3 separate regions of the Homo sapiens genome follow, and all the other regions are linked to region 2. A link is a contact called in ENCODE Hi-C data. All regions are on one chromosome and are shown on one strand. The core of a region is the stretch at or near the end of the contact, and the rest is flanking DNA. Distances in the headings are between cores, read along the strand shown.

Region 1 (2,700 bases), core at 175-2,674, 770 kb before region 2:
TGACTGCCTCATTTCTGATGTGCTTGTTAGCTACAGGAAAAGCATCTTAGTATTCTACCTTTGTCTAGGACTTGGGACTGGGAGCAGGTATTCCGTTTAAGTTTTATGTGCCATCTGTATATTTTCAAAAACATTTAACATGATCTTTATTTCAAGCTTTTATAGCCCTTTCAAGTTGCTCTAGGGGACTTAGCAAAACAGGTAGACAGTAAGTATGGATCAACTGAGCACAGGAAAGAATGGGATTTGGGAAGATCACATTGTTTGGATTTTCTGCTGATACTAAAGCTGGATTTTTACTACACAGGCAGGGAGAAATTACTGTCCTGTGGTGGACCTGGTGAGAGAGGTGGCATATGACTAAGCAAGTCAGCTGACCTCAATTAAAGGGCTGTGACCATCTGTACAATGGGACCAGTACCTCCTCCAACTGTTGGTCTCAGCTGAGTGAGATTCCCATGTCTGAGGAGGTGATCAGGGGTGATGATGACTTTTGATGGAACTGACCTCACACAGGTTTCTGGGGGAAAAAACCCACCAAACTTTATTTTAAGAATTCTAAAACAATTTTACAATTCTGATTTGAGTAGAAGTTTGATTTGAAAAGGGACTTCATCTGCACCTTCTCTCTTGCCTTTGTTTATAGATGTCAGTAATGCCCGTATTTTAAAAAGTTGAAATGAGTTATAAATTATATCTTAAGGATTTTAGTTTGTTTTGAAGAATTGTTTAATTGGCTAGGATTTCTCCCCCCTTCAGTAGCTTCAGATCCCAATGGCTAGGCAATATGGAGATAATAGTAAACAGGATTTTGTAAGAGATGTTATTTATTTATTTATTTTTAAATAGAGATAAGGTCTTGCTATGTTGCCCAGGCCGGTCTCGAACTCCTGGGCTCCAGCAACCCGCTATCCTCAGCTTCCCAAAATGTTGGGATTACAGGCATGAGCCACTACCCTCAGCCTGAGACATTATTTGAGGAGGAGGTCATGAATATATAATTAACTTAGGAGTACAAATGAAAAGTTTTCTCTTGAACCTACCTTTTTGAACAGAAGAGGTGATTTTTAGGTATAATGGTGTGCAAAGTAACAAATAACAGCCTCTAAAGACATTTAAAACAATAAATAAAGCATAAATATCTTTATTCAGGATGAACTGAGTTCTGAAGCCTGATGTTTTCAAGAGTTCTTTATTATCAGGTGGCTTGTGAAAGCCCGTCGTTAACCAAACGTGTTGTGTTTGCCTCAGAATTTTATTAAAAAGGTATGCATAGGTTCATATCCCCCTTATGTGAGGTGGCAGTGAAACAGAAACTTGATAGAAATATTGAGGAGGGGAAAAGATGAAGCCACCGCGGCACCTGGCCTCCCTCTTTCACTTCCCTTTCCAACTCTGCTCCTTTGAGATGTTCTTCGAGAAGATGGAGGAAGCTTGCTGGGTTTAGGGTCATCACCCAGGATCTGGCGACGGGAGTGCCTCAACATGGGGAGTTCCCTCCCCAAAGCCCAGAGCTAATTCGTCACATCCAGCTGCTGTCAGGAGTTGAGCAGTCCTGTCCCCTGGCTTTCCTGGGAAGGCCTGGGTGGAGGCGGCAGGAGCAGGCAAGGGACCAAGAGAGTGCCTGCTAGACCTGATGCCTCTCCCTTCCCCCCTGAGCCCCCAGGGAAGGAGCTGCCTTATAGACTCGGGTACAGGGAGGCAGGGAATAGAGGGTTGGAATCCAGAAAAGAGGGTGGAGGGCATGACTGCAGTTACTGCCATTGTCTCAGGACAGACAGACCAAGCCCTGGTACAGAAATTGTTTGGCTGTTGGCCTTTTCTCTTCAGATGTTTACATGCAGGAAGTGCCTTTGATAAAGTATGGTTTGCTAACATGAGTATGATATGCATGCGCATTTTTGGATGCCAAACACATAGGCAGATGAAACTAAGAAGCCAGATGCTAAGATAGTTGTTGATGAATTGAAACTAGCCTAACTGGCTCCACTGTTGGAGTCATTTGCTCAAACTACTCCAAACTTTTGTTTGGTCTACTGAAAACATTAGTTGGAAAGGTACAGCGTTAATTTAAGGCAGGGAAGCCTCCAGCACGTGAGAGTCGTGTCTCTCTCGGTGATGCTGGGAGGGAAGGATGGGAGATGAGAGTCATTTCACGGCCGCCTAGCTCCTCCTCTTCCTCTCCCTGCCCTGGAGCTGCAGCCTCAGCTTTCAGAGTCTCTTGCCTGGTGGTAGGCCCGGCGAGCGGTTGGATTTTAAGTATCTCAGTTATTTTCAGTATCATCAGTCATCACTTTCAGAGTTCCTTTTCTTTTTCAAGGGTACCCAGTCTAACTGTTTAGCTCCTTTTCAATAGCCCTCCTCACTCACTTACGCCTAGTCAGGAAGATTAATAATGTTAACTGATTTACTATCACTGCAAAAAGCATTAGTTAATTAGACTTTTACACCTCAGTCAGATGGCATTAGACACCCTTTGTGCACTTTAACTCAAGGATGTTAAAGACCTAAATCTTTCAGAAAAAAAGAAAAGAAAGAAAAAGGACAGGCACTTTTCCAGTTTAAGCTGCATGTTGGTCCATGTTAATTAGGCATTTGTCCTTTAGTCTGGAGGTGATAGAAAATGCCAGTTACTGTGGTATTTAACTGACATCAAACTCCTGTCCAAATAATTCAGTTGGGCCCAGCCTTCTCTCTTAA
Region 2 (2,700 bases), core at 163-2,662:
GGCCTGTGGTCACTTCCCTTCCTCGGGGCATCCCGGCACTGGCAGGAAAGCTGTGCACATGCTTGTGTGAATGACAGGAAGCTCTTCCGTGGGATGAGTGCCAGGGTAGGGTCTCTCAGGTCAGCAGCGAGGCCCACACCAAAGCCTCGCCCAGAGAACCAAAGCAAGAGGGACCATCTGCTCAACGGAGGGGCTTTTCCGATCTCACACATAACAAGTGACCTGGACCCGAGAGAGCAGCAGGGAGGTGACAGGACAGCCTGGAGTTGAGGACCAGTGGGCTCCGTTCAGAGATTACATCCACCCTGAGCTGCAGGGGGGCGGAGGGGTTCCAGAATTCGCACTACCTTGGTCTTCCCGGGGTAGCTCAGCAACCCTCCTCTGCCCGGACCACTCCTTCCTATCCCACAAAAGACGCACAAAGTGGGAAACCACACCTTCCTGGGTTCTATTTTTCAGTTAAAGCCTCTGGAAGGGGACGTGCCCGCAGTCTGTCCCAGCCGACCCCGGTGGCCGCGGCAGCAGCAAGGCCGCTCTGGTGAGTGCACGTGGCCCACGGGCAGGCCGCGCGTCCGGCCGGCACAGGAAGTTTGGGGCGCTGGGCAGGGACCGCGGGGTGACATTTGGACTCCCGGCTGCCCGAAAGGGCGACGACCCCACCTTCCCCTCCCTCGGTGCCGAGGTGCAAGAGGCGGTTGAATTCAGGAGCGCGGCGCAGGGCGGGCTTTTCCCGGCTGTCCCCTAGGGGTCCGCCCCCTCCTCCCGCACCGCCCCGGCCGCCGAGCGCCACGTCAGCCGCCAGTGCCCGGCCCGCTGAGCTCACGCCTCCCGACCCGGAGCCCCAAGCCCTCGGTCCCCTGCAGTCCCCGGCTCCCGGCCCCGAGCCGCGGCGCCCGCGCCCCCCGCTCCCCGCCAGCCGGAGCCCCGAACCCGCAGGGTCCCCGCGCTCCCGGCCCCGCGCCCCCAGTATTACACCCCGCACCCCTGAGCCCCGAGCCCCGCGCCCGTAGCACGCACGCCGCAGACCAGAGCCGTCGGCGTCCACGTGGCCCCGGGACCCCCCGCCCGCGGCGCCCAAGCGCCCCACGCCCCGCGAAGCGCCAAGTGCGGGGCAGGGCGCCGGCCTGCGCGGCGTTACCAGGGCGCGAAGAACATGACGAAGTGCGCGGCGCTCTGGATCCCGTGCGTGAACATGTCGGCCGTGTACAGGTGCTTGCTGTGCGGGTCCTGTCCGTCCTCGCCGTCTGCCGCGGGGGGCCCGTCCGCCGCCGCCGCCGCCGCCTCCTGGGCCCGGGCGCCCCAGCGCCCGCCGCCGCCATGGCCCAGCAGCAGCAGCAGCAGCGCAGTCAGGGCCGCCGGCCGGGCCAGCAGCGGGAGGAGGCGTCCTGGGCGCGCGGGCATCGCGGCGGGGCTGGGCGCGCTCTCGCCGCGGCCTCCGGTCCCCTCGCAGCGCCCGCCCCGCGCCCCGCCCCGGAGAGGCCGCGCCCCTTCCTCTCCCCGCCCGCCCGCGCCGGCGCGCGACCGCTACCCGCCCGAGCCCCGGCTCCGCGCACCGGCAGGGAAGGGCTGGAGCGAGGGACCGAGTCTGGGAGAGCCTTCCGAGTCCGGCCTCCTGCCTTCCCGCCATGGGACGGCTCGCCCCAATCCCGCGAGGCTCCTGCGCCTCCGCAACCCAGGCCCGCACCCCTTTCCCCAGGGGCCCGCTCTGCTCAGAGCGGCGGTGAACACACGAAGTAACGATGAGGCCAGCGGGAAGCCACGGAGGGGCAGGTCAGCCTCGGCTAATCTCAGCTCACACAAGCACCCCGCGATTTCAGGCCAAAGGAAGGAGAGAGCTGCTGTCAGCAGAATATAGGAAATCGGGCAAAAGACGGTGGGGTTTGCACCTGAATTAGTTAGATTCTTGGCCAGAGCTCAACTGTGATTCTCGACCTGGGCTCAGAGGGGTGATGAAACCCGCTTCCCAAGTGAACCCCTTGCTGGTTACCCCTGCCCGGCCTCAACTCAGGGATGAAGAGGAAAGAAAGTCAAAGCGGCCTCTTCTAGACAAGAAGGCACCTAGCAGGACTGACTGGGGTCCTACTGTGCCCTCATTTATGCCGGTTACTAAAATGAATGACAGCACGCCTGCTATGGCTGAACTCAGCCTGTGGAATGGCCCGAAGGCATCCCTGCCCAGCGACTCATAACTCGCACCTGCACACACACCTTACAGCAGATGGTAATCGAAAGCTCCAGCCCTACCCCGGGGATCTGAAGCTAAATTAGAATCACCGGGTTGCTCTCCGGGATCCTGCCTGCTCTTTGATTATCCTCAATCCAGGAAGCCCCAGGTAGTTAACTCCTGGCTTGGCAACAGGGGACGCGCCCACTGTCTCACCTGTCATTATTCTGCTCCCGCCTTAGGCCCAGCCACTTATGAACCTTTAACCATGGGTTGCCAAACACCAAAACCATCAATCTCCCTCCAAAGTCTGTTCTTCCAGCCACTTAAGCTTGAAACATGGGAGGCATCTTGTATTGCTCGCTCTTTTCCCGTGTGTCTCAAAATTCAACCGCATTTCCTGTAACCATGATTTCCTTCCAGCATTCTCAGTGTTCATACCCTGAACGGAGACTAAGCCTGGCCTATTGCAGTAGCTTTCTAAGAGTCTCTTTCATTCACATGGCTGGAAAATTAATTTTCCTAAAGCCTGCCTT
Region 3 (2,700 bases), core at 94-2,593, 760 kb before region 2:
TTTTTTTTTTTTTTGAGGAAAATATTTTTAATGTTTCATTCCACAGTCTGGTAAGTTGTATACTGTTGACAGCTCATTACCTACATGTTAAACTGCAAAATGTTCCTAGATTAGTAGAACTATTATTTTTTTTTAAAAAAAGTAGCTTTGTGGTTAAATTCTGATGCCCTTAAAGAGATCACTTTCTCCTGTTTTGGCAAAACAAGTTATCAGTCCACACGTGATTACATAAATAAAATTGAAACCCTTTACTCTTGCTCCTCCCTACTCAATTAAAGTCAAGGGATTCCAGTAGTGGTATACACACACACACACACACACACACACACACAAATCCTCCAATGTATTTACTTTTCACATTTTTAATACATTTTAGCGGACTGAGCTTTCTAAATTATTAGCAACTAGTACATAATCATGTTGCAGTAAATAATTTTTTTAGTTAGTGAGAAACAGACCGAAAATAGGAGGTTAAAAACAGTTCATCTGTTTTGGTGAATAGAAGTGAATGAGAGTAGGGTAGAAATTCTGGCTGATTTTATAAAATATCTCAGATCTGTTTGATAGGTTGGGCTTAAGACTGATGATGTGGGCATCCTCTTTATAATGAAGTCAGGCTAAGCGAAGCTATGTTGAAGTATCAAACAAAGCCTGAAATCCCAGTGGCTCAACCCATAAAGTGCCGTTGCTTGTTGGTGTAGAATCCTCTGCAGGTCTGGCAGCTCTCTAGTATAGCTCCCTTACAAGTGGTAACCCAGGGATCCAGGCTGCTCTTGTCTTATAGCTACTCTGTCATTACACATGCTTCCAGGTTGCCACCACAAGGAAAGAGCTAGTGGGTTACATACTGACTTTGAAAGGCTGCAGTCTGGAAGTGATGGCTGGTACTTGTGCTCACAGCTCATTGGCCAGGACTAGTCATGTGACCTGCCTGACCACAAAGGTATACGGTTGCCAGGAAATATGGAAGAATATGTGGATATTCTTTGAGCAGTGAGCATCTTTGCTTTATTCTCCTTTTCCATTTCATCTCCATAAGGTTCTCTATGCACATAAACTAGATGAAGCTTAGGCCTGAAGCCTAGAACATAATGACACTTTGGTTCTCAAAGTGTGGTCCCCAGACAAGCAGCATTAGCATCACCTGGGAACTTGTTAGAAACACAGATTCCTAGGCCCCACTCCAGCCCTGCTGAATCAGAAATGTGGAGGTGGGGCCCAGAAATCTGTTATCATAAGCTCTCCAGGTGCATACTAAAGTTTGAAAATGACTGCCCAGTGGGAGTACAATGTTTGTAGCACCTGTTGAACTCATCACTGGGGACGTGAAGGACTAATAGACACTTGCTAATGTGAACGTACAGTATGTGTGCTCAGGTGTGAGCATGTATATGATAATAAAAAGCACTGAGGGATGGTATCATGTGTGCCAGACAGGTTTTAGCACTTTATAGATTTGACTAATCTATTTCTCAGAACAGTCATATGATTTCAGTATTATTATTGTCTCCATCTCACAGATGAGGAAATTGCAGAACTGAGAGGTTCCCTAACTGTCTAAGGGTCAGGCCACTTACCACTGCTGGCAAGTGGTAGAGGCAGGATTTGCGATGTGGTTCCAGAGCCTACTCCTTAACTACCATGCAATTCCGCTTGTTCATCTTTGGGTGGTTACCCACCGGGCCTTAAGGTAGTCTTTTCATTTTTTCTTGAATGGAGACAGTCTGTCAGAGTTCGCAGGAAGTGTGGTGTGCTGGTGACAGTTCACATTCCAAGTTAAGCCCCCTTACCACGAGCTTCATTCGTTGGTGGTTTACGTGTGGGGGGTGCTGGTGACAGTGTTGGTCAATACTAGAGGGGCATGGCTAGGCAGCAGCTGCCCAGTCATTTAAAACTGAACAATAAATAGAACGGGGTTGTTAGGGGCGGAACGAAGGGGCCTAGTGGGAAGTGGTTTCTCAGAGGGAGATAGTTCAGTCGCACTAGAAGAATATTTTCTTCAGTTAACCTATGTGTAATTTTCAGGCTTATGAGAAGAAAGGCCCTGTTCTCATCACCCTCCCTTTTGATTCTTCTTTGGTCTTTTTCCATCATCCATCTGCCTGCCCTGAGATGCTCATCTGAGGCCTGATTCCATCAGGTGGTCTGAAGAAGGTTTCTATGAAGTCTTTATGAGCTGGACTTCAGTTTTGTTTTGTTTGTTTGTTTGTCTGAGACAGAGCTTTGCTCTGTTGCCCAGGCTGGAGTGCAGTGGCACGATCTTGGCTCACTGCAACTTCCGTCTCCCGGGTTTAAGCGATTCTCCTGCCTCACTCAGCCTCCCGAGTGGCTGGGATTATAGGCCTGTGCCACCACACCCAGCTAATTTTCATATTTTTGGTAGAGACAGGGTTTCACCCTGTTGGCCTGGCTAGTCTCGAACTCCTGACCTCAGGTGATTGGCCTGCCTCAGCCTCCCAAGGTGCTGGGATTACAGGCGTGAGCCACAGCATCCGGCCAGGACTTAAGTTTTAATAGAGAAAATGTGTTTTCCCTTCCAAGAAACCTGATAAAATAGTTTCCTCCCCTTGCACTTGGGAAATCCAGATAGAGTTAGATGTGATTTAATCTTTTGAATTTTGAACTGATTGAAAAGGATTTTCCAAGTGACATTAAGAACTTGCATCCTTTTAAATTTTTTAATTATTAACTGCATTTTCT

What was found. A loop is a pair of places that touch in the nucleus more often than their neighbours do. Pooled maps may share reads with other maps.
Region 1: a loop to region 2 is called in a pooled map, with 6 times the contacts of the local background. The contact joins the enhancer-like site here to the promoter of TXNDC5 in region 2. A Hi-C loop is called at or near these places in 3 of 37 single-sample maps with no recorded cell type and 6 of 50 pooled maps.
Region 3: a loop to region 2 is called in a map with no recorded cell type, with 5 times the contacts of the local background. The contact joins the enhancer-like site here to the promoter of TXNDC5 in region 2. A Hi-C loop is called at or near these places in 3 of 37 single-sample maps with no recorded cell type and 2 of 50 pooled maps.

What each region holds. Positions count from the first base shown.
Region 1 is chr6:7,135,612-7,138,311 of GRCh38, forward strand. The region is part of intron 1 of RREB1 (ras responsive element binding protein 1); the gene reads left to right. Among named protein-coding and RNA genes, the nearest start is that of RREB1, 29 kb to the left of the region's middle. RefSeq lists an enhancer at 1,401-1,470. Within about 2 kb of position 1,425, at least 32 of the 41 ENCODE cell types and tissues checked have a DNase peak (open chromatin) inside an H3K27ac peak, as active enhancers do.
Region 2 is chr6:7,909,376-7,912,075 of GRCh38, forward strand. TXNDC5 (thioredoxin domain containing 5) reads right to left here and starts at 1,413. Exons shown (of 10, transcript NM_030810.5): 1 at 1,139-1,413. The coding sequence starts at 1,401. All of the region lies in intron 4 of BLOC1S5-TXNDC5 (BLOC1S5-TXNDC5 readthrough (NMD candidate)), which reads right to left. RefSeq lists silencers at 488-577, 778-897, 1,268-1,697.
Region 3 is chr6:7,153,113-7,155,812 of GRCh38, forward strand. All of the region lies in intron 1 of RREB1 (ras responsive element binding protein 1), which reads left to right. Among named protein-coding and RNA genes, the nearest start is that of RREB1, 47 kb to the left of the region's middle. Within about 2 kb of position 1,344, at least 5 of the 41 ENCODE cell types and tissues checked have a DNase peak (open chromatin) inside an H3K27ac peak, as active enhancers do.